Linked DNA regions of Homo sapiens: regions 2, 3, 4 and 5 are each linked to region 1. The links are chromatin loops, found by intact Hi-C in ENCODE. Cell type or tissue: A673. All regions are shown on one strand. Region 1 overlaps NAV3 (neuron navigator 3). Region 2 overlaps LOC105369853 (a long non-coding RNA gene). Region 3 has its middle 110 kb from the start of NAV3. Region 4 holds the start of NAV3 (neuron navigator 3). Region 5 has its middle 220 kb from the start of NAV3.

Evidence for each region. A loop is a pair of places that touch in the nucleus more often than their neighbours do. Peaks named below come from ENCODE experiments on the same cell type or tissue, not always from the same donor. Only the 100,000 strongest peaks of a DNase experiment are listed, where the experiment ranks them.
Region 2: a loop joins it to region 1, with 4 times the contacts of the local background. A loop is called at or near these places in 16 of 110 quality-filtered maps.
Region 3: it touches region 1 in a loop (6-fold over the local background); 88 of 110 quality-filtered maps call a loop at or near these places.
Region 4: a loop joins it to region 1, with 9 times the contacts of the local background. A loop is called at or near these places in 8 of 110 quality-filtered maps.
Region 5: it touches region 1 in a loop (3-fold over the local background); 5 of 110 quality-filtered maps call a loop at or near these places.

The regions. Positions count from the first base shown.
Region 1 is chr12:77,923,626-77,928,625 of GRCh38, reverse strand. All of the region lies in intron 1 of NAV3 (neuron navigator 3), which reads right to left. Among named protein-coding and RNA genes, the nearest start is that of NAV3, 95 kb to the right of the region's middle. In A673, CTCF peaks have their summits at 2,627 and 2,861; DNase peaks (open chromatin) are centred at 2,955, 3,655 and 4,545; H3K4me3 peaks cover 973 bases; H3K27ac peaks cover 1,560 bases.
Region 2 is chr12:77,150,757-77,155,756 of GRCh38, reverse strand. LOC105369853 (a long non-coding RNA gene) reads right to left here. Exons shown (of 5, transcript XR_945118.2): 5 at 3,653-3,736. Among named protein-coding and RNA genes, the nearest start is that of E2F7, 88 kb to the right of the region's middle. In A673, a CTCF peak has its summit at 2,992 (motif pointing left); a DNase peak (open chromatin) is centred at 2,946.
Region 3 is chr12:77,717,556-77,722,555 of GRCh38, reverse strand. It overlaps a transcript of NAV3 not described here. Among named protein-coding and RNA genes, the nearest start is that of NAV3, 110 kb to the left of the region's middle. In A673, a CTCF peak has its summit at 2,087; a DNase peak (open chromatin) is centred at 2,145; H3K27ac peaks cover 1,289 bases.
Region 4 is chr12:77,830,635-77,835,634 of GRCh38, reverse strand. It overlaps NAV3 (neuron navigator 3), which reads right to left and starts at 4,741. Exons shown (of 40, transcript NM_001024383.2): 1 at 3,931-4,741. The coding sequence starts at 4,173. In A673, no CTCF peak of the experiment used is centred here; a DNase peak (open chromatin) is centred at 2,154; H3K27ac peaks cover 692 bases.
Region 5 is chr12:77,612,635-77,617,634 of GRCh38, reverse strand. It overlaps a transcript of NAV3 not described here. Among named protein-coding and RNA genes, the nearest start is that of NAV3, 220 kb to the left of the region's middle. In A673, CTCF peaks have their summits at 1,915 and 2,115; a DNase peak (open chromatin) is centred at 2,094.

The DNA.
Region 1 (5,000 bases):
CATAACACAAACCATGTCATTCATAGTCAAATCAAACCTGCCAACATTTATTGAGCAGTACTGTGCTTGGCACCATGGGCAGTACCAACAAGGATAAGGCACATAAGTTTTTCGTTAATGAGGAAGGGAGGGAGGGGGTCGGGAACAGGTCAGACAATTTTGAAATCCTAGTAGGGGTTCTCTGCAATGATGACTGCCTCATCTTTCCTCCATCTCCCTTATCCTTTGGCATTCTAGCTACCTAGTTCGTGTCCAGATCATCATTGTGAGAACCCCTCGGCATTCATTTAAAGCCATATGTGTTGTTCTCTAATCTTTCTTGCTGTTCCAAATGTACTGAATACTTTGGAAACTGAGTCAGCATTTTCCTTCCCTCTCTCTCTTTTTTTTTTTTTTTTTTTTTGAGGCGGAGCCTAGCCCTGTCACCCAAGCTGGAGTGCAGTGGCGCAGTCTCGGCTCACTACAACCTCTACCTCCCTGATTCAAGCAATTCCCTCCCCTCAGTCTCCCGAGTAGCTGGGATTACAGGCGCACACCACCACGTCTGGCTAATTTTTGTGTATTTTTAGTAGAGATGGGGTTTCACCATGTTGGCCAGACTGGTCTCGAACTCCAGACTTCAGGCAATATGCTCACCTCAGCCTCCCAAAGTGCTGGGATTACAGGTATGAGTCACCGTGCACTTCCAGCATTTTCCTTCTCTAACCTTTAGTGATGCAGTCATACTGGGCAACCTCATGGTCAATACAGACAGTCAATCAAACACTCTGGCAGAAATAAAATACATAATGAAGAACCAGCTACCCGGTCTTAAATGCATGGGGCCTGACTAATGATCTTTTCTTCTACAAAAAATGATATGATATACATTTTTGAAAAAGGAGTTGGCTATTATAATTATAAGGCACAATCTGGTGGTAACTTAAATTTTATTTCACTTTAATTGCATTTCCACTGCTACCAGCAGTATGACAAGAAAGGGCTACATAACATTCTTTCTCCAAGATGTAGTGTCTACTAATAACAGTGTTGAGAGTAAGCACTATTTTAAATACTTTAAATAGTTTAACTCATTCAATCCTTAAAGCTCCCTAAGAGGAAGGTACCACTATTCCGTTTTTAAAGATGAAGATTCTAAAACAGAGAAGTGAAGTATTTTCCCAAGGTGGCAACAGTAAGTGCTACATAGAACCCATACTTTCTGTCTCAAGATTTATACTCTCAGCTCGTACAAAAGGAAATGTTTTATTTATGAGCCTTTCTTAACTCCAGCCTTCTACCTTATTTCTGTTACATCTTATGTCCATCTCAAAATATGGAGAAAAGTCTCCTTTATTTGACTGCTGCAACATCTAGTACTAACAGAGAGCTCCATGGGGAATTCATCTTAACAGTCTGTGAAGTCTAATAATGCTGGTGACAATATTAGCTAAAATCTAAATATTAATACCACACAGTATGTTTTAAAAAACAGTTATGAAAACAGTCCATCTCTACCCTTTTCTAAGAAAACAAGTGAGAATACTTGAGATTCTTTTAACTTCTTCTTGTATCAGTCTGATAAATTGATGTAAATTGTGCAAGTACATTCAAAGTAAAATCAGCTACCATCCTCCAAAGACCAAGTAACATGCTATAAATATGCATAAGAAAATACTGTTAATAAAACACAAAGTTAAAAGAGAATAAATTCCGTTTAAGCCTTAGCAGTTCAGAGTTTCCAGGCTTCTGACCTGAGCATTTCTCCTTACTTTCCAACAATTAACAGAGAAAAATTGACTGATGGAAAGATTGGTTTAGCGTAGACCGTAGTTCTCAAAATGCAGGTTCTTGACCAATGCATCAGAATCATCTAGGAACTTGTTACAAATGCAACTTACCAGGCCCCATCCTAGATCTATTGAATCCGAGACTGGTAGTGGGGCCCAACAAATGAATTTTAAAAAGTCTGCCAGGTGATTCTGAACTGTGTTAATGTTTGAGAACCTCTGGCGTGGATGGAATGCTGTTCACAAATTACAAGAGATTTAATTCTAATACCTTAAACTGTCTTTCAATGTAAAGAATATAGTATTTTAATGTAAGTGAAAAGTAATAAAACAGCCATGGCATATCTATATCTATATCTATCTATGTATCTATCTATGTATGTATGTATCTATCTATCTATATCTTCCCTTACCTCCCAAGCCTCTCTTGCTAGGAAGAAATGCTTTGTAAAAAGAAGCTTGGGAGGTAAGGGAAGGTAAGATGCATAAGGTAAGGTAAGCATTGCCTACAACAATCCTCCTTGCAAAGCATTCATTCCTATGTTTTAAATACTTTAAATTGTTAGTGACAAAGATAGATATCTACCTCAAAGGTGTTTCAAGATAGGTTATAATTAATTAATTAATTAATTTAGAAAGAAGTGGCCAAGGGATTGTTTACGTTCACTTAGGCTAAAAACATAGAACTTGGAAGCTGAGAGAGAACACTCTGCCTGCTGTGTTTAAGAGCCTCTGTGAAAAGTAATGGAAATAAAAATGCAGTGCACAGGGAGTACTAATCCAGCCATCAGTTGACAGGGAGCAATAGAGAAATTTCCAGGAAAAAGTAAGCAACTTTCAAAAAATATTTGTTTTTTCAACAACTTTCTTTCCTTCTTTTTACATCAACTCTAAGCAAATATTAGACTACTTGGAAGATTCTGTTGATCCCCACTAGAGGGCATCCTATTTTCATAAATACCTGAAAATTTTAAAACTACAATAAATTATAGCAAAACATATTGGTGAGATCTGTCATCTAGTTTGCTATTTGCTAAGGACACTTTGATGGTTTCATTTTGTATTCCACTCATACACAATTATGTATCAGCTTTCTGCAGTTGGTGTCTCTCCAGTGACATGCTGTAGCTCCACATCACCACGGGTAGGAGCTAGATCCACATACCTGCAAGACCATCGGCTAACAGTGGCTGCTGCTGCGTAGCCTTGTCAAACCGCAAAGCGATGCTGCTCAAATAATGAGCCAACCACATGACCACTAAGAGAGCATGGAGACTTAGAAGTCATAGCATTAACAGCCACCCTAAACCTCCCCCCGCCTTTTCATCCTAAAATCCTTTCATTTGTAATGCACCACAATTGCTGGAATGCACAATTGTTAAAATGCTAAGGATTCCATTTGAATCTCTTACAAATTATTGGAATATATTAGCTAAAGGAAAATAAAAATAAAAACAGAAAACATGCAGACTGCTCACTATATGAACTTATACGGTTTATATACAAATATAAGATAATGAATAAAAGTCAAAGATTTTAAATTAGCCCCAAATTTCAAATTCAAGCCTCTAAACCAAATTTTAGAAAATTTCCCTTCTTATAAACCTATTCCTATGATTAAAGTTGACCTTCAAAATATATGTGAAATATGGTCTAAAACATTCATTCAACATGCAAGACACAAAAAGTAAAAATTCTCACTAGTTAGAGAAGCAGACATAAGTCAATCTTGTTTTTTTTCCCAACCTTTCACCCTCCCCATCATTCCCCCACCCTTCAAAAAAGTAAAGTTAAATTTTTGAAGGGTTTCAGAAGTGGAAAGTATGGAGCCTGGAGTCAGAAATTCTGGGCTTTCTTCCAAGTTCCACCACTAACTACTGGATCTTGAGTCTTGTCTTTCATGCTAGGATCATATCCTTATCTACCCTGCCTATCTCGTAGGATTATTGTGAGGATTAACTGTAATAGAAAACATGTGCAAAAGTAAAATGAGCTATACACTATAAGTCATCATTATTATAATCAATGGAATATGCTTACTCATGATTTACATTTAAAAACATATTCTCCCCAAACAAATGTGTAGTAATTTCAAATAACCATTGCACATGTCAATATTTAGATCGACTACTTTCTTTTTAATTGCATTGAGACACAGAAACTAATTTACTTTCATAGAATATCCTTATCTTGAATTTCTTCTTTGTCCATATCTGATGTATTACCTGATATATTACAAGGAACATTATACTTTAGATATCTATGTTGAAAATTAATGACTGTGCAAAAACTACTTTTTGTGAAGAGTTGACCCAAGCGGGGATACACTTCCAGCTGCCTCATGCCTGGAAGTCCCCCTACTGCCACCCCTCATGAGAGAACCTATTACATTTTCACTGTTCACCAAAATTTGTGCTCCACCTTCCATAGCATAAAATATTCTCTAGAAAGCAGCTTCTCACCAAGGACTTCATTTCCAGCTCTCCTCTCCTTGCATTTAGGTGGATAAAAATGGACTAGATATCACCAATGTAATAAGAGCTAAAGTATTATGCATCTCTTCCTACTCTAGCCCACAAAAATATACTCTAACCTATTCTTCGTTTTGCCCATGGGCCACCTGGGATATATCCAGGTAAAACAATGAGGCCACATAATGAAAATGTGTGTTTTCATTAGTCTGAGTTCTTGAGTGACTGTACATAACAAAGCATCTCAACTCCATACCCAACCCCCAGGAAACACTGTGGACTGCTGAAAGTCTACTGTGTACAGAGCCATTGAAATTCAGGAGTTTGTTAGAGCAGCTGGTTTTAATTTAAATTACAGAGATTCTCCTTGCAGCCAGACCCTTAGGAGAACAACTCCCTTATGTACAGGAATTCAATTACAACTCCTATAGAGAGCTAAAAATCCATTCCCCAAATCCCTATTTCCCTTGCAGAGATCATTGTGTTGTACCTACAGTTTTCTGGTTATCTTTTTACTAATTTAATAGCATCTTCTGAGCATATATTGTGGACTCTTCATCACTAGTAACTCCTCTCTTCCTTTTGAAGCTCTGAGCTTGATTTCCCAGCAGTTCCATTCATTTTTTACTGCTGATTCTGGGGTGGTAGTGTGAGCATTTGTTGGTCAAGTTTCCACTGCTGGGGTCCTTGGAACTTCATATAACCTTTTTTTTATTATTAAAATGAACTAGGTACTGAATGTATCTAATATTCTAATTTT
Region 2 (5,000 bases), 770 kb after region 1:
AGCAGAATTCTTTAATTTCTAATAGTTAGCTCACTTACAAAACAGGCTACAGTGTTATTTTAAGTATTCTTTGTTGTATAACACACTACTCCCAAAATTCAGGAGCTTAAAATAACAACAAACATGTATTATCTCTCATGGTTCTGTGTGTTGACTAGACATTTCGGCTTCTGTGCTGATGACTGGGGCAATGAGCTAGCTGGAAGGTCTACAGTGCTCTCACTTATATAGTAGGCACTACTGTTGGCTGCTGGTAGGGAGCTCAGTTGGATGTGTTGGCAAGAGGTCTTGGTTCTTCTACTCTATAGAGGCCATTGTACGTTGTTACTTAAATTCTCACAGCACAGCAATTTGGTTCCAAGAAAGAGCATTGTAATAGTGAGTATTTCAACAGTATTAACCCAACATGCAAACACTTACTGTGGTAAGCAGAATAAAATAAAATAAAGGCCCCCCCAAAGACATCTATGCTCTAAAACTTCCAAACTTATGAATATGTTACCTTAAATAGCAAAAGGCACTTTGCAATGTGATTAAGTTAAGGCGAGGCGGGGAGAGTGTCTGGGATTATCCAGGTGGACCCAATAATGCAATCAAAAAAATATTTTATAAGAGGGAGGTAGAAGTAAGACATTTGTCCACGTTATGCTGCTGATTTTGAAAATGAAAGTGGAAGAAAGGGCCACAAGCCAAGGAATACAGGCATTCTCTAGAGGCTAAACAAGACAATGAAATTCTCCCCTACAGCCTCCAGAAAGAATGCAGCCCTGCTGACACCTTGATTTTAGCCCAATGACACTTCTGATCTACAGAACTATAAATTAATGCTTTTATTTTGTTTTGAGCCAGTAAGTTTGTGTGATTTGTTAAAACAGAAATAGGAAACTAACACATTTGTAAAGTCTTGGTTTTTATCCCATTTGTTAATATTGTTAATATCCCATTTGTTAATACTGCATGGCTAAAGCCTAGAGTCATTGAACTGAATTCACAAAGCCATGGTTTATCATAATAGTCTACAGCAAAGTAATAATGCAATATAAGCATCATTTCCCTCAAAACATTTCCCATGTTTTAGTTTTCTACTGCTACTGTAACAAAATACCCAAATTTAGTGACTTAAAACAACACAAATTTATTATCACAGTTTCTGTAGGGTATCCATCTAACATGAGTACTAGCAGGCTGAAATCAAGATGTTGGCAGGGCTACATTCTTTACTGGGGGTACTGAGGGAAAATTTAATCCAAGCTAATTCATGTTGTTGGCTGAATTCAGTTCTGTGGGGATGTAAGACTGAGGTCCCTGTTTCCTTGCGGGCCCTCAATCAGTGGCCATCATTAGCTCTGGAGGCTTCTCTCCAGTCCTCACATGTGACCCCTTAGATCTCAAAATCAGAAAGAGTGCATCAAATACTTGTCACTCTCTGAATTCTCTGACCCTTCTTTCCACTACATCTTCCTCCATCTGGAGAACATTCTCTGCTTTTAAAAATTATGTGATTAAATTGAGTCCCCCCCGATAATCTCTCCATTTTAATACCACACCTTAATTACCTCTGCAAAGCTCTTTTTGCCATGTAATGTAACATATTCATAAGTTGCAGGGATTTGGTACAGACATCCTTGGGGAACATTATTCTTCCTTCCATAGTTCTCCAAAACCAGAATCTTCATGCCAATCAGAGGTTTAAAGTACAGCACCAATCTGCTCTGTACCCTGCGTATGAACAAACCCTCAAAGGCACAATTAGCACAGATAAACTCATCATCATTCTGCTGTTCACTGACTCCATCAGCATCTCCAGAAGACAATTTATTTGAGATGTTACTCCTCCAAAATTAGTCACAGTTGGCTATTTCATAACCAGCTCTGCTCTGTTGTTAAAGGGCAAGGCTTTTCAAAAGAGCAACAATGCTGTTTTTGCAATAAACACACAAATTGCCTTTCTTGACCATGAAGGACAACAACAGGAAGATTAATTGATTGAAAATGATCTCGTGACATCTTATGGTGGACAATGTGCCTGCAGTGACGAGTGCATCTTCACATCCCTCTTTACTCTCCAAAGATTTTGGACTTACTGTTCAACATTCAGAATCTCCTGGTATCTTCTTCATTGGAAAATGCAATGTAATTAGAGCATTTGGAGTGAATTGTGATTATCCTATGTTACAAACACGAGAAGTGTTTCTTATAGATACAGAGACTAACACAAATAGGTAAGTAGCAGCCGCAACTATATGTTTTTTAAAATCCAACTGCTTTGATTCATTCCAAAAAATTAATTTTTAAAATATTGTATTAGAGATTCAAGAACAAGTTTGAAAAAACAATACTGTAGCAACAAAGTTAAGGAATAATGTGATATTCAAAGTTAGTGAGGAGAATTTCATTTTTTAATTGATATATAATATTTGCACATATTTATAGGGTACCTGTGATATTTTGTTAAATGCACAGAATATGTATTGATCAAGTCAGGGTATTTAGAATGTCCATCACCTCAAGCATTTATCATTTCTATGTGTTGGGAACATTTCAAGTCCTCTCAGCTAGCTGTTTTGAAATATACAATACATTATTCTTCACTGTAGTTACCCTAGTCTATCCAAAATTAGAACTTTATCTAACTGCATGTTTGTGCCCATTAACCAACCTTTCTTGATCCCTTCTCCCTCCCCCATACACTGTTGCCAGTCTCTAGTAAGTATCATTCTACTTCCATAGTTATTCAACCAAGAGAGAAAATTATGTGAAGGAGCTGGTAGAAGGTAGGGTACTTTGCAATTGCTGAAGCCTTCTTGCCAGTGATGCATCTTTAAATTCTGTTCCTCCAGGGAAAATTTCAGGGTGCCCCCTCCTACCACCCCCAACAACAGATACAGCTTGGGAAAAACTAAAGCTGCCTGGGAAGATGTAAGTTTAGAAGCTTTTGTTCTAACTTTACACATTGAGGTGGAAGGGAGCCTCCTTCTGGTCAATCACATAGAAGCGAATTTTGTTTTTCACTGAAAGTTCTACTTTGCCTACTTTATTGCTGGACTTGCAACCAGCTTCTCTTACTAAAAAAAAAAAATTCTGCAGTAATCATGTAAGAACAAAGGGGGGAAAAATCACTCTAAACTACGACAGCAGAAATATGCCCAGACATATACATACTTCAAAGCAAAGGAAGTTCTGTACTGTTTCAATTACTAATCATTTAACACAACAAATTCCAAAGAAAACACAACCTACATATTGAATATATTCTTTAGTTATGGGAAGATTTAGGACAAACTCTGTAAGCTAAATAACTTGAAAGTGAACTTTTTGTATGACCTTTTCTTTAAAATATTTATTATTTTAATGTAGTCTACATGTAGACTCCTAATATTTATTTATAATAAATGTACTATAGGAGCATAAATCCTGATTTATTTATTTTAATTTACAAATACATCAATCTGATTAATGGAGTCATTTTTCTGTCCTGTCACATTAAATTACATCCATAGTCAAACACCTAAAGTAAATTATAGGCTTATTCAGGGAACATCCTGTCAAGAAACTATTTGGCACACTGTAAACAGCCAATAAATATTGAAAATAGTAAACATGTATTCTATCAAGGCATATATAGTGTAGATTTTCACATACTTGTAAATTCTTCAGTTGAAACGTTAACAGTCCAGTTTGTCCCTCATCCAATACACTTGAGAGTTTCTTCTCCTTCCATTAATTGAAATGCATTCTGGAGAGAGAAGCTGATTAATATTAATCAAGCTTACTATGAAAGCAAAGCCATGCTATTGCCATATGATAATTTTAGAATCAAGAATCAATGCATTCCTTGTTTCCTCAATTCATGCTGACATTTAATTTTTATCTATTTATTTTTATTTATTGATTGATTTTTTTAATTTTATTATTAATATACTTTAAGTTTTAGGGTACATGTGCACATTTAATTGCATGTCCTAATGTAGAAATATTCACTTGTCGAGAAGAATCGGGGAGAATGGGGCTGAAGTGCCTCCTTTACATATTCTGGGAAGGCTTCCTAAATGCTAATTCATACTGAATGGGAGGAAGAGGATTCCCCTCTACTAGGCACTGGGTCTATACAGTGGAGAAAAGAGGTACAGTTCCTGTCCTCAAGAAGTTTATAATCTATTAGAAAGAAGGTCAAAATCAGAATATACAGCAGAGAAAACAGGTATAGTTCCTGTCCTCAAGAAGTGTATAATCTATTAGAAAGATTAAAATCAGAAGTGCAAGGAAGTATTATAAATGCTGAGATAGAAAAAATGAAAAAAAAGAAAGAACTTGTCATTTCAAAGTTAGTTCTAAGGGTGAACGGCTGGGAAACGTTCTACTCTTGTGCTTGAGCACATCAGCTCCCTGCTGTAAAAGGCACCTGAAAGTCTTATCTTTCTGTGCGAGATGTAGGAAATGTTATGAAAAACTGAATGAAGGAAAAGGCCCCAGGCCAACTTGAGGCTGATTCATGATCAAAGCATTGTTTGCAGTAGGCTAGTCCCTAACCATCAGGTATAGACTCAAATGCCAGATAGCAAATGCCAGAATGTAGCTTCCTGCTGGGTGCCACCCATGGGCACACCTACATACACGGGATATGCTGCCTCACACTAGAGATATTTCTTTCACTTTGGTGTTCATTCAACAGCCTTAGAAATACTCAAGGGCTTAGAACCCTGACTCACCAGTACCACAGTCCCCTTTTCCCCACCCAGGTCTCCAAAGAGATATGTGTGTTCTGCGTAAATAGGATTCTTGGAGATATGTCCCAAAATCCCAAATTATCTGAGTTCAAGGAGCTAAAGAGCTCCCTTCTCACTATCATCTTCCTGCAGCCTCCCCAGCCCCCACTCAGCAATGGCCATTCCTAGGTGAGGATGGGATCTCTGGCAAGGATTATGTCTCCTATTTCTTTTTGGGGATCCTCCACAGTTCCTGCCATAACACCTTACAGGTTAGTTCATTAAATGATTGAT
Region 3 (5,000 bases), 210 kb after region 1:
ATCTGAATACTGCCCATTTTGTAAAATTACCACAACTAGGCCCATAATAATCAAAAGTTATTGCTAAACAGCTATACCAGCATAATGCTTTGTAAAAGCAAAGGCTTAAGTATCAAAAAGCTGAAAACTACCACACACAATATCAACAAGATTTTTATAGTACCTGTTGCTTTAACGTATAAATACACAGCATGTAGTTTTCCTGAAAGAGTATGAGTATATTAATTATAGAAAACCCTGAATTCATCTTTTCCTGAAAAAAGGATGATTATAATCCCTATCAAATAAAGTATGTTAGTCACAGCCCAGTACACAGTGTAGAAAATACTACCAAACACGATTGAATTCATTTTTATACCTTTCCTTCTACATAGAATTCCCATTCTAACAACCCAACAAGAGGATAAAGAAAAATATGCATCAAGTAAAAGGGTTGTTTGTGGGCTTCGTTGCTTTTTTCAGTTTAAACATTTGTTCAGCAGAAAATTGAGTTGGGGTTTTCAGTTCCATTGAAACACATGGAGCACACAGTTTATGACAGTTGGCTCAGTGTAAAATGACAATTCTTCTAGGTGTGCTATTTTTGAATTTCCTTCTGACAAAAACTATGAGTAGTATTGTGTGTTCCAGGTCTGGTTAGGGTTGGCTGTCCTGAATCAGAAAAGCCTATAAAGAGGCTTCTTGATTCAATTCATAGACTTTGGGATTTCAAATAATGACACATGTATTTTACCTCCCACAAATTACGTAAGGGCCACGAACTGCTCTAAATTCCTTGGGAAAATGTGCCATGTAAATTGCTACATTCCCATAGAGTACTTTCCAAAAATGGCTGTTTAGAAGCTTATATGACTCTCAGCATTACAGACCTTGAATTATTGTCTTAGTTATCTCAACATAAAAAATAAATTATGAAAATCACTAGTTTATAAGATAAATAACTGAGGCTATTCTTTTCACCTTTGATTATATTTCATGTTTTTATACCCATGTTCCTACCAAATATCTAGAACTAATTTAAGTGTAAAACATTTATATAAGTAATTGAATTTTCAGGTTCTCAGCATATCTTAAATGGCTATAAACACATTCAGATATATGAGAGAAGTAAGCCAAATACAAAGAAGAGCTAAAACAAAAAGGTTAATTACCCAGATTTTTCAATACGCTTTTTTTTTGCTGTGCTCATTATACTTAGGAAAAAGTAGTAACCAGTCAAAATGAACCAGCTGTACGAATTAGGTTGGTAAAAAACAACATCTACATCTTTTGGATCTGTCCTGTAGTTATTATATATAATAAATAACCTTAATTTGTTGTTTTACAGATTTACAATGCACTTACAAAGGTCCAGATGAATATTCGACAATATCCACACTTCATAAATGAAAGAATAGAGTTTCGGAGCTGTGAAATGAATAGTCCTAGCTTCTCAGCTTACCGTGGGTCCACTGGGTCCAGATATGGACTGTGGTCCTCTCACTCAATAGCACATGCTCCTCCGATTACCAGAAACAAAAATAAGCAAACAAATAAAAAACACAAACCATTCTAGAGCAGACTCAGACCACACTGCTGAGCTTATATCTATGGCCCTGAAGAATAAAAACTGATGTGCAGAATATCTCTGTTAATTAACATTTTAAGAATCATAGGCAGAAGTGATATTATCAACATGACAGAAGAGAAAGTCCCAGACCCTCCTTCCCTCCATGGACAATAGTACATGGACACACTCCCTTTGTGAGAAATCCAGAAACCAGTTAAGAGGCTCCTACACCTCAGTGAGCATGAAACCACTGCATCAAAGCTGGCAGAAAAACGTGTTGTACTCCCTGGCCATAGTTGCTTACTGGCTCCACATGGAACAAGTGGGAAAAACTCTCAGCTTCTTCCTAGAGAGGGAAAGAATTGGAGTTTGCATCTAACATTCTGGTTTTTGAGGATGCTGCCCAAGGGTCTGGTTATTCTATTTTGGAGTGCTGATGGGACTGGCATACTCTAGAAGCCAGGGAGTTGCTGAAAAGAATGGAGAGCTGAGCAGCATATGGCAGCTGCAGAGAACCTGTAGTACTTCAAACAGACACAAGAGGAAGAAAGAGAGTACAGTTTCCTGCAAAAAGAAGCCAGTAAATCCTTCTAATTGGAAATTTATGTGCACACTTCCTGAGAAGACACCCACAGAAAAACGCTTGAGTGGCCCCCAGAATCACTAGCCAGCTGATGGGTAAAGGCCTTCCTCTGTGAACAGCCTGGGAAAAGTGACTGTTTTTTCAAATGTGTAGATCGTAATAGAAAGTTACAAGGCACATAAAGAAACAGGAAAACATAACTCAACCAAAGAAAAAAAATTGATAAACCATTAGCCAGGTTAAAGAGAGAGAGAGAGAGAGAGAGAGAAACTCAAGTAAAGTAAGAAACTGATGCCAGAAATACAAAAGATAACAAGAGGCTCTTATGAACAACTATGTGCCAATAAGTTGGATAACCTAGGAGAAATGGATGAACTCATAAAAACACACAACCTATGAATACTGAACAAGAAAGAAATAGAAAATCCAAACATCTGTAACTAGTTAAGACATTGAATCAGTAATAAAAGAAAATAAATTAAAAAATCTCAGCAAAGAAAAGCCGAGAACAAGATGGCTTCACTGAAGAATTCTACCAAACATTAAATAAAATGAAAATTCTTCCCAAATTCTTTCAAAAACTTTAAAAGGAGGAAACACTTCCAAACTCATTTTAGGAAGCCAGTATTACCCTGATACCAAGGCTAGACAAAGACATTACAAGAAAAGAATACTACAGGTCATTATCACTGAATAATATCAATCCAAAAATCCTCAACAAAATGCTAGCAAACTGAATTTAACAACATATTAAAAGGATCATACACCATGGCCAAGGGAAATTTATCTCTGGGATACAAGGTGGGTTGAACATATGTAACTCAATCAATGTTATTTAACAGAACAAAAAATAAGTCATATGATTATGTCAACAGGGGCAGAAAAATCATTTGACAAAATTCAACACCCTTTCATAAAAACACTCAGTGTACTAGGTGTATAAGATAATTACCTCAAAATAATAAACAGCAATATAAAAACCCACAGCTAAAATCATACTCAACTGTCAAAAAAAAAAAAACTCTGAAAGATTTGCCTTAGAAAAAGGGCAAAGATTCCTACTCTCACAATTTCTATTCAACATAGTACAGGAAGTTTTCATAAAGCAATTAGGCAAGAAGGAGAGAAAAGGCATCCAAGTCATAAAGGAAAAGTAAAACTATCTGTTTTTGCAGATGATATACTCATAAATGTAAAAAGCCCTAAAGATTTCAAAAAATGTTAGAAAAAACAAATTTAGTAAAGTTGCAAACTACAGAGTCAGCATGCAAAAATTAGTTGCATTTCCATACACTAACAATGAGCAATCCAAAATGGAAACTAAGAAAGCAACACCATTTACAATAGTACCAAAAAGAATAAAATACTTATGAATAAACTTAACTAAGGAAGAAAAGACTTGTACATGAAAACTGCAAAACATTGCTGAAAGAAATCAGCGAAGGAATAAATAAGTGGAAAGACATCCTGACCAGGTGCAGTGGCTCATGCCTGTAATCCCAGCACTTTGGGAGGCTGAGGTGGGCAGATCACCTGAGGTCAGGAGTTTGAGACCACCTGACCAACATGCAGAAACCCTATCTCTACTAAAAATACAAAATTTTTAGGCATGGTGGTGCATGCCTGTAATCCCAGCTACTTGGGAGGCTGAGGCAGGAGAATCACTTGAACCCAGGAGGCGGAGGTTGCAGTGAGCCGAGATCATGCCATCCCACTTCAGCCTGGGCACCAAAAGCAAAACTCTGTCTCGAAAAAAAAGAAAAGACATCCTATATACATGAATTGGATATTCAAATAAATCTCCATCAAAATCCAAATGGCTTTTTTGTAGAAATAGAAATAATGTTTATGGAACCACAAAGGACCCCAAATAGCCAAAACAATATAGAGCAAGAAAAACAAAGCTAAAGGCCTCACACTGCCTAACCTCCAAACATATTACAAAGTTACAGTAATCAAAATGATGTGGCACTGACATAAGGACCAGTATATAAACCAATGGAGCAGAATAGAGAGGCCAGAAATAAATCCATGCATAAATTGGTCAAATGATCTTTGACAAGGGTCTCAAGGCTACATAATGGTGAAACAACAGTCTCTTAAACAAATGGTGATGGGAAAAGTGGAAAATCCGCATGCAAAAAAATAAAATTTGAGCCTTATTGTACACAGTACAAAAAATTAACTCAAAATGGATTAAAGATGTGAACATAGAACTGAAACCATAAAACCTCTCAAAGAAAATGGAGGAAATCTTCCTAAATTTGGTCTTGGTACTGATTTCATGGATTATGACACAAAAAGCATAAGATACAAAAGCAAAATAAAACAACTGTCACTATATCTAACCAACAAGCTTTTGCATAGCAAGGAAAACAATCAACAGAGTAAAAAGGCAAACTGTGGAATGGGAGGGAATGTTTGCAATTCACATATCTGATACAGGGTTAATATCAAAAATATATAAAGAACTCCTACAACTCAGTGACAAAATACCTAATAATTCAATTTAAAAATGGGCAAAGGGTTTCAATAGACAAAAGGGTCAACAGGTGTATGAAAGTTATTCAACATCGCTAGAAATCAAGGACATGCAAATCAAAACCAACTGAGACAGTGCCTCACACTTGTTTGGGTAGGTGTTATCAAAAAGTTAAAAGATAACACTTATTGGTAAGGATGTAGAAAATTGAGATTCTTGTGTGCTCTTGGTGGGAATGTAAAATAATGCAGCCAGTATGGAAAACAGTATGAAAGTTCCTTTAAAAATAAAAATAAAAATACCATATGATGCAGCAATCCCACTGCTGGATATTTATTCAAAATAATTATGAATATTTTGCAGCATTGCAACATTAGTCATACTAG
Region 4 (5,000 bases), 93 kb after region 1:
AACCCAAGCTATAATACTGAAGTAAAATTCTCAACTTCTGGCAAGTTATGGGATGTGAAATGGTGATGTACTTTACCAGATATTAGTCTAGGAATTCGGGATTAGATGACTGGAATGATGGCATTTGCACTAATTGAAACAACAGGTGAAGGGAGTGACAACTGAACACACATTTCTGACACTGTCATATGTAAATTTGTTCTCTCAAACCAGATCATAAAACTGTTTGGTACAAGGACTAGCAGAGTACCCCACATAAATGTTTCTTAATGACAGTCGTCTATTGTGGGTACTATCAATAGTATCTTTTCCTAGAAATTGAACCCATAATTCTTAGCTGAGCACATGGCTGCCTAGAACAAATACTACATTTTTCAGTCTCCATTGGAGCAAGGTAAGGCCTTGGAACTATAACGAGGCCAGTGTGGAAGAATATTTAATAAAACAGGGTGTATCTTTTTAATTAAGTGGAGTGCAATTATCTACTCAAGACTATGAGGTGTGAGCCACAAATCGATGATGGCAACCAAAATAGAGCCTGGTTCCCTGACAACTTCCTGAAGTCTCCCTACCAGCCATACATGGACTGCTCAACTCCAGATTTCCTTTACATGAAAATGAAATAAACGTCTATCTTCTTTATGCTATTGTTATGTTGACTTTTCTGCTTTTGCAGCCAAGTCTAATTCTCTCTAATATAACTACCTTGTTCGATTTTGCTATTTACTTCAGTTCTGGGTTTTTTTTTTTTTCCCAAAAGCTAAAATAACTCTACATATACTTCTTTTTAACATTTAGAAATATTCTGAACTGCTGACCAGGCATTCTTTACATTTGTTTGAAAACATTTTTAATCTGATAAGTGGCATGGTGAAAACATCCCTATAAATACAACTTTGCTTACCACAGAGGCTTATTGGGATATCAGATGTTTGATTAATATGTTTGCTAACCAAAGAGATCAACCAAAATTATATTGAAAACAGTGCTTATAGTGCTCAAATCCTAGGCCAAGGTCATTTAGCAAAGTGGAAGTTTCACTAAACCTACAGAAAAGATAGCCATGGTCAGCAGAGACAGTGTCTCTCTCTATTCTTGCCATTGAATCCATACAGACTTGTGGATACACAGAAGATTAGAATGGAATTTTATGGCATTTCTTTTAATTATTTGCAAAAAGATAAATATTTTTAGTATTTTGTTGATAATTTATGTTTCCCTGCTTTTTACTCTGAATTGTTCACTTTGAACTGAGAACTATAAACCCATAAAAAATATTTTATTTTAACTGATTTTTCTCACATGGACAATGCTATGTTAGACATAGAACTCCACAAATCATCCATTCCCAACCCCTTGTTTTATACATAAAATTGATACAGGAAGGGGGCAGGGAAGTGCTGTGTAGAGAAAGATGGGGTCCCTGGCTAGGGCTCCACCCCTGGGCCTGTGCCCATGGACCTAGTGAGGACAGGCATTTATGTTTTCATGCCCAAATGTTGCATTGTCTAAGACCACCCTGGCCCACCACCTCCCCATTCTGTGCCTATAAAAACCCCGAGACCTTAGCAGGCAGAGACAAAAATGGCTGGACATCGAGAGGAACACACTGGCGGAAGAACACACAAGCGGCTGGACGTCGAAAGGAACACATAAGCGGCTGGACGTCGAAAGGAACACACCAGCAGAAGAGGACACCGACAGGCACCTGCAGACACCGGCAGGCCATCGACTGCAGAACGACATGGACCCGAGGGGAATCTAGCCAGGGAGGTCAGAGGAGAGTCTGGCTGCTGGGCGGCCCAACTCCAGAGGAAAATCACCTTTCCGCCTTATGGCTCCCCATCCATCTGCTGAGAGGTACTTCCAACATTCAAAAGAACCTTGCACTCATCCTCCAAGCCCACATGTGACTCGATTTTTCCGGAACCAAGGCGAGAACCCAGAATACAGAAAGCCCTCTGCCCTTGCAATAAGGCAGAGGGTCTAACTGAGCTGATTAACACAAGCCACCTTCATACTGCAAAACTAAAAGAACACACTGTAACACACGCCCACTGGAGCTTCAGGAGCTGTAAATACTCAACCCTAGATGCTGCTGTAGGGTCGAAGCTCCACACCCTGCCCATCTGCATGATCCCTCTAGAGGTTTCAGCAGCGGGGCATTGAAGACGTAAGCCACTCCTGCTGTCACATGCCCTGTGAGGGGGACAAGGAAACATTTCCTGTTTCGAAATGATTCCAAAAGATGAACAAACTTAACTGAATCCTTCTCGGAATAACTATTTATTCATTCATTGATTCATTAATTGCTGTATTCATTCATCCAACTACTATTTAATTCTTATCATGCATAAAGCATTGTACAGGGAGAGAGCTGGAACACAGGATAAGATACGAGACCTGCCTTCTATATGTTTTCAACTTAGTGGAGATACAAATAAATTATCCAGATAATTAAAAGAAATTATCCAGATAATTAAAATACACAAGCATTTCTACAGAAAAAGAATTGGGAAGGAGGAATGGTGGGGAAGGGATAGCTAGCAAAGACTTTATGAATAAAGTTGGATCTGGGATAAAGCTTAAAGGATCTGAACAGGTGAAGGTGGGATGGGCATTGTAGAAAAAGGAGTGGCTTTCTTTTTCACTTCTAGAGTTGATTTTTGTATAAAGGTTTTTTCCTTAAATTATTTTAAACTAACATTTGGATAGCAGAGTAAAATGAAAATATTTCCTAAGAAGCCAGAGACGAGGCTGTGACTTTGGAAAGCTTGACATCATAGTTAATGCTGCATTAAAAAGTGATGCTGAGTAGAATGATGGTTACCAGAGGCTGGAAAGGGTAGTGGCGAGGGGTAGGGGGAGTGTGGATCGTTAATGAGTACAAAAATACATTTAGATAGAATGAATAAGATCTAGTATTTGATAGCACTATAGGATGATTACTGTCAACAATAACTTATTCTATATTTTTAAATAACTAAAAGAATATATAATGTTTGCAACACAAAGACATGATAAATGCTTAAGGCAACAGATACTCCATTTACCCTGATATGATTATTACACATTGTATGCCTGTATCAGAATCTCTCATGAACCACATAAATATATACACCAATATGTACCCATAAATATATACACCTAATATGTACCAATAAAAGTAAAAATGCACAAAACAAAAGTGACGCTTATCAAGGTACAAATGAATCCGCATGAAGTTCAGCAGCTTCAGTGCCATTCTAGCATGCGTGACTGGAGAAAACGGTTGTAGTATGCTTTAGAAACCAAGGGCTATGAGCAACTACTCACAAAATATCATAAATTAAATGACTGAAAAAGATGTCAGTAATAAGTAAAAGAGTAGCGTTTCAGTTTACAAGGGAAAGTCCATATAAATGTGCAGTATCAAGGAAAATAGTATGTCATTTTCCTTCATACTGCAATGAATTAAGCAGCCTATGATACAAATTTTCAAGCAGAAATTCTTTGAAATGCAAATGACATTTAGAGAAAAGTGATGGTGTCTATATGAATTATTACAAATAAATGTCTTTTTGAAAGTACCTATTTTCATACATTGCAGTATGGATGACAATAGGTTCTCTTTTTCTCACATTTGTGACTGATTATGATTATTAGTAATAGAGCAATATCTAGAACTAACTAGGCATTCATCAATAAGTAGTATTAAATGATTACAATAGATGCATATTCAGAAAATTTTGATCATGACTTTTACAACTCTAAACTAAGAATACAGTGTTTACATAAGCTAAATATTCAGCTTTTCAGCCATTATAACTACTTACATCCTTACACTGGTATTCCTCTACTACTCCCCATTTCATAACATGTTTTATAGTGCACTTAAAGAGAAATGTGCATTTTAGCTACACAAGTCTGCAGGTAACTTCAGCAACTAACCTTGCTGTCTTCTTTCTCCTTGGCTTTTCCTTGGAGGGGTTTCTTCTCTCCAAATTCACAGGTTGATTTTAACGCAAGCTGACAAGAAAGCATGGAGCTCTCTGTTTCAGTAAGTTCCAAAGGTCTTGAAGAACAGTGCTGTGACCCAGTAGTGCCAAGATTTGGTATCGGAAGAGCAGTATGCACAGGCTTTGACCCAACAGCTGGCTGCCTCAGTTTTGAGGCAACCCCAAGAACAGGCATGGCTTCTATAAAATTATCTTCTTGCTGCCAAAGAAAATGCTTCTAACCTCAGTCTGGTAGACTCCAACTTTAGTATTTCCAGAACAAATACTTTAAACAAAACTAGCAGTCATCCTGATTTTTAAAAAGCTAATAATATAATTTTCAGGAAGAGGCAAAACTTCCCTGCATCTTTAGTTAAGTATCTTTTCTTTCTTGCTGGCTGGGATTCATATTCATTCTCATTCTCTCTCTCTCTCTCTTTCTCTCTCTCTCTCTCTCTCTCTGTCTCTCTCTCTCTCTCTCTCTCTCTGTCTCTCTCTCTCTCTCTGTTCAGTGACTCAGTATCTAAGTAATACTAAATACTCCTTTGGGGAGTAAACTCTTCTTCAAGGTAACTGCTACAAAGCTCCTTCTTAGGATTAAAGAGCTCTTAGTTTTGCTTATTTTTTTTTCTCACTAAAGCAGTCTGAGTCTGAACTTTGAGATTGAAAAAGAGGAAAAAATCAAAAGGAAAAGCCCTTCAGTCCAACTGTCAGAGCAGCCAAAAGACCACAACAGTGGAAGGACAGGGGTTCTTCCTGATTTCAGAAATAGCCAGCCTGCATTCTCTTTTTAAAGAAAATTGTATTTCCCCCAGCTCAGAAAAAATAAAAAGAATGGACATGTTAATGGCCAAAACAAACAGCTGTTGGAAGAACTTTTAGCCCGGAAACAATCTCAGCAATAAAGTTGTTTGTCTGATTTCCAGCTATTTTTCACTACTGACAGCCATGAGCCACGATGTTCATTCTGTTGCATCCCATGAAATCAGGCTAAAATCATGCAATAGTGCAACTAGCTAAAGC
Region 5 (5,000 bases), 310 kb after region 1:
TGGAGGATCCCTCCTGTCTCCTTGCTTGGCCGCCCTGAAATCATTAGACTGCTTCTCTGCTGCAAACCCTGCTGTCTTAGTATATTGGTATGTTACTGCATAGTGGGCATACAAACCTGGTGGTTCTATACAAGGAAGTCTCAGTTTTTTATCATATGCCTCTCTCCATAGTGCTGTTTAAGTCACCTCATAAGATGGCAGCAGGAATCTCCCCAGGACAAGTAATCCAAAGGAACAAGACAGGGGCCTCAATGAGTTTTATAACCATCCCTGAAGTCACATTCCATCTTTCTGGCAACTTCCCATTCATTACACAAGTCAGCTGTACTCCATTTAGGAAGGCATGTCAAAGGCAAGAACACCAGATGGTGGGGATCACTGGGGAACATCTGGGGACTGGCTACTACAGTTATCAAAACTTTAAAAATATCAAAATTCACATTTCAATAATTTACCAAAATTTAAAAATTTAAAAATTGTCCAGTATACCCTAGCAAAACAATATTCAGCCGTCCAAAGAGCTTCCAATACATGTGAAACTCAATGAGAAAAACTGTGAAATGTATTAAAGAGAAAGTCACAAAAGATGTGCTCGGGAAACTCACAAGAATAGAAAAGATAAGTGACTATTTAGTATCATGTCAATGCTATAGCGAATTCTATTATGTTCTTTTAGAGCTGCAAAAAATTTTGAAACCAGTGACAAGTTAAAATAATCAGTAATTCAAGTCTATTAGCAGTCTCTTAGGATTATAAAATATAAAAGAAATGTAGAAAAGTTGTTGAGATTTTCTGCAGAATATCATTCCACCTACACAGCTAGCAATAAGTTTTTAAAGAGGAGGTGACTAATTGCATGGAGCATATTTTAATACATAATCGTGTGTGTGTGTGTGTGTGTGTGCGCGCCTGTGTGTAGCACAAATAGCAGGTTTTGTGTGTGCATGTAGTACAAATAGCAAGCTTTGGAGGTAGGAAGATCTAGTCTCCCAGCTCAGTTCTGATATTTACTGAGTCAACTTAGGCAAGTAACTTAACATTTCTGAGCCCAATTTCCTCACCTGTAAACTGGTCCCCCCTACCTCACTGGTTATCTGTGAGTCACAGAAGCCTATGTATATGTTGGTGATTGTACCACATTATATATACAAAGGGTCTTCAAAAAGTTCAAGAAAAATGCATATTGTGAAAAAACTATGCAGGGATTTAAAATTTTTGCACCAAAATACCCATACTAACTTATTTTATTGCCCAGGCTGGAAGTACAGTGGTGTGATCTCGGCTCACTGCAACCTCTGCCTCCCTATTCAAGTGATTCTTCTGCCTCAGCCTCCCGAGTAGCTGGGATTACAGGTGCCCACCACCATGCCTGGCTAATTTTTGTATTTTTAGTAGAGACGGGGTTTCACCACGTTGGCCAGTCTAGTCTCGAACTCCTGACCTCAGGTAATCTACCCACCTTGGCCTCCAAAGTGCTGGGATTACAGGAGTGAGCCACCATGCCTGGCCTCATACTAACTTCTTATGTCTGAATACGATATAGTTTGAGGCACTAAGAAGGATAAAACATCAGTTAGAAAAAACACTCCAACATGAATTCTGCTAAAATGGAAGAACTAATATGAATTTTATGGTGAAGCTTGGGTGAAAGAATAGTGAAATCACTGATGCTTTATACAAAGTTTATGAGGATAATGTCCCCCTCTGCCCCGCAAGTTAGTGTACAAATGGATAACTCATTTAAACAAGGGAAGAGATGATGTTGAAATGAAATGCCACAGCAGCAGAGAGAGGGAACTATACCAATTGGAGAAGAAAAAATTAAATTTGTCTGTGCCCTAATTGAAGAAGACTGACAATTAACAGCACAAACAAGAGTCCACACTATAAACATCTCAACTGGTATATACCCAAAGGAAAATAAATCATTCTACTAAAAAGGCACATGAATTCATATGTTCATCACAGCAGCATTCACAATAGCGAATAATGGAATCAATAAAGATGCCCATCAACGGTGGACTTTATCAGGAGAATGTGGTACATATATACACAATGGGATACTATGCAACCATAAAAGGAATGAAATCATGCCCCCTACAGGAGCAAGGATGCAGCTGGAGATCATTATCCTATGCAAACTAACACAGGAACAGAAAAACAAATGCTGCATGCCTACACTTGTAAGTGGGAGCTAAATGCTGAAAACACAGGGACACAAAGATGGGAACAATAGACACTGTAAACACTGATCCATAGATCAGGTACTATCATGATCACTATCTTGGTAATGAGGTCATTTTTACACCAAGCTTCAGTGACACACAGTTTACCCATGTAACAAACCTGTACATGTACTCCCGAACCCAAAAAAATAAATAAATAAAATAAATACTTCATTAAAATGGTATAAATAATCCTTCATGAAATTTTTCTAATTACAAAATAAACTTTTATAAATTATAGAGTTGTGGCTTCAGAAATCCAAGTTGAAGAAAATTGATTGCATTTTAAAATATTTCAAAAAACCCAAGAAATATTTACTTGCTCCTATATCTCACATTATACATACAAAGAAAAAGCAACATCTGCATGTGATGTCCTTGCCATACTTCATCACCTAGCTATCTTTTGGCTGACCTTCTCATCCAGGGCTCAGCTTAGAGCTCATATTTTCCAATAAGTCTCCAGATGTTGCTACCACCTCTCCATTCAGGATTAGTAGCTGCTCTCCTGAAGGAGCACATCCTTGATGATAATACTATTGATAAAGATAATGATGACATCCACTATAATGCAACGAACTTTCTTAAAGTACTTACTATGCACCAATCGCTGGGCTAAGTACTTTATATCTATGATTGTGTTCAATCCTAACAAGTATGTGAAAGCACATAGTTTTACTACTACCATTTACATAGGTTAAAACTGAGGCACTCACTGTGGAAGGTCACACAGCCAGAAGGGCCAGAGCCAGGCTTTGAACTCAGGCAGTCTGACTCTACAACTCGTGGTCTTAAATGCTAAGTGAACACTACCTCATATGATTTGTTTTTGAATACTGATTGCATAGGACAGTGCCTGCTCAACATAGGAACTCAATTCCATTTTTCAAAGAATAAACGATTTAAAATATATTACATACTAGTGATAAATATTTAATATATTTTTTAAAATTTCTTTTTGCAAGGATAGTCAGGCTGAGGACAAAAGGGGCCTAGAAAATACAGGGCTACTAACATCCACATTGAAAGGGTGACACTTTCATTACAAAAAGCTGTCTGTTGAAGAGGTTGTCTGTGCCCAGGCTTCCTTTCCTTAAAGAGCAGTGATTATCAACCAAGGACAATTTCACTCCCCAGAGGACATTTGGCAATGTCTGGGTCCATTTTTGGTTGTCACTACCGGGAGGGTTGTGCTACTAACATCTGGTGGGTAGTGGCCAGAGATGCTGCTAAGAGTAAGTATCCCACATAAGGCATTGAATAGCGCCACTGCACCCCAGCCTGGGTGAAGGAGGGAGACCCTGTGTTAAAAAAAAAAAAAAAAAAAAAAAAAAAGAGAGAAAGAAAAGAAAGGCAAAGTCAAAGAGGCGTTGCTAGAATCACAGGTCCAGTAGCAAGGCCCACATCCATATGTGTTGAAAGACAATTCCCACTTTTACGTAATCATACACTTCATGTTATAGGGGGAAGCCCAGCAGGCAGAAGAGAAAACTAGAATCACGGGTTCATCATCGCATGGATCAGATCAAACAAGGGCCGTCAGGTAGACTTGGTTTGTGGTTAAATAAATGGTGTTTCAGAGAAAAACTTGGAAGTTCCTAACGGACAAAACGGTAACCCCAAAGGGAAGTTACAAAACTTCAGTAAATTGCCAAAGGAAACAGAAAAACAAATGGCAGTGTGTGGGGGTTTATACTATGAAAAGGCCATTTTTCTTCACACACTACCCTTCCAGCCTCACCCACAAACACTGAGAACAATATGCTTTTCTAACTTACGGGCAGGAGTGCTAGAAGAATACTGGCTGCCTTGAATACCAAGAATTTCCCTTCGCTGTACTCTGTAAAGCAAACATCAAATAATGACAAGAAAGAATAATAGGAAACAAGAAGGCAGACTTCAAGGACAGAGGACACCCTGAGTCTTTGAAACATGATTTTCATGTAAAAAGGCTGTTTACCCTTCACTGACACTGGCCCTGCTGCTAACTCTTCATTTCCCATACCTCTTTCTTCACTGCAATGCTCCCAATGCCCTCAAACTATGCACCACTGTGTTCGACTGATTTAGACACCAGCAACGCTGGTCAAGTGAAATAAAAGTTGTTGAGTTCTGTTTTAAAAAAAGAACACATTTGAAAAGTAGAAGAATCATATGTGCATAAAATGCACTCATTGTACTGTTTAGAATTCTATTCTGAGCAAACTCTGCCAACAACTATCCAACAAACATGTCTATAGGTTAATGAGATTGATAATTGCTGCTAAGGCAGACTATTTTTGTTTCATTTCGTTCTCATGCTGCTAATAAAGACAAACCTAAGACTGGGTAATTTATAAAGGAAAGAGATTTAATTGACTCACAGTTCAGCATGGTTGGGGAGGCTCAGGAAACTTACAATCACGGCGGAAGGGGAAGTAAATACATCCTTCTTCACATGGAGGCAGCAAGAGGAAGTGCTGAGCAAAAGGGGGAAAAGCCCCTTATAAAACCATCAGATCTCATGAGAACACACTCACTGTCATGAGAACAGCATGGAGGAACCGTCCCCATGATTCAAATATCTCCCACCAAGTCCCTCCCACAACACATGGGGATTATGGTAACTACAATTCAAGATGAGATTTGGGTGGGGACACAGCCAAATCATATCACTTTTCTTACTGAAGGGGTTGGCATTTTAAAATTGAGAAGAAATAACAGTTTATGAGAATCCTTCTGGAAAATTGTAATTCTATAAAATAAAGCAATGCTAGGGAAAAATATCTTCTTGTT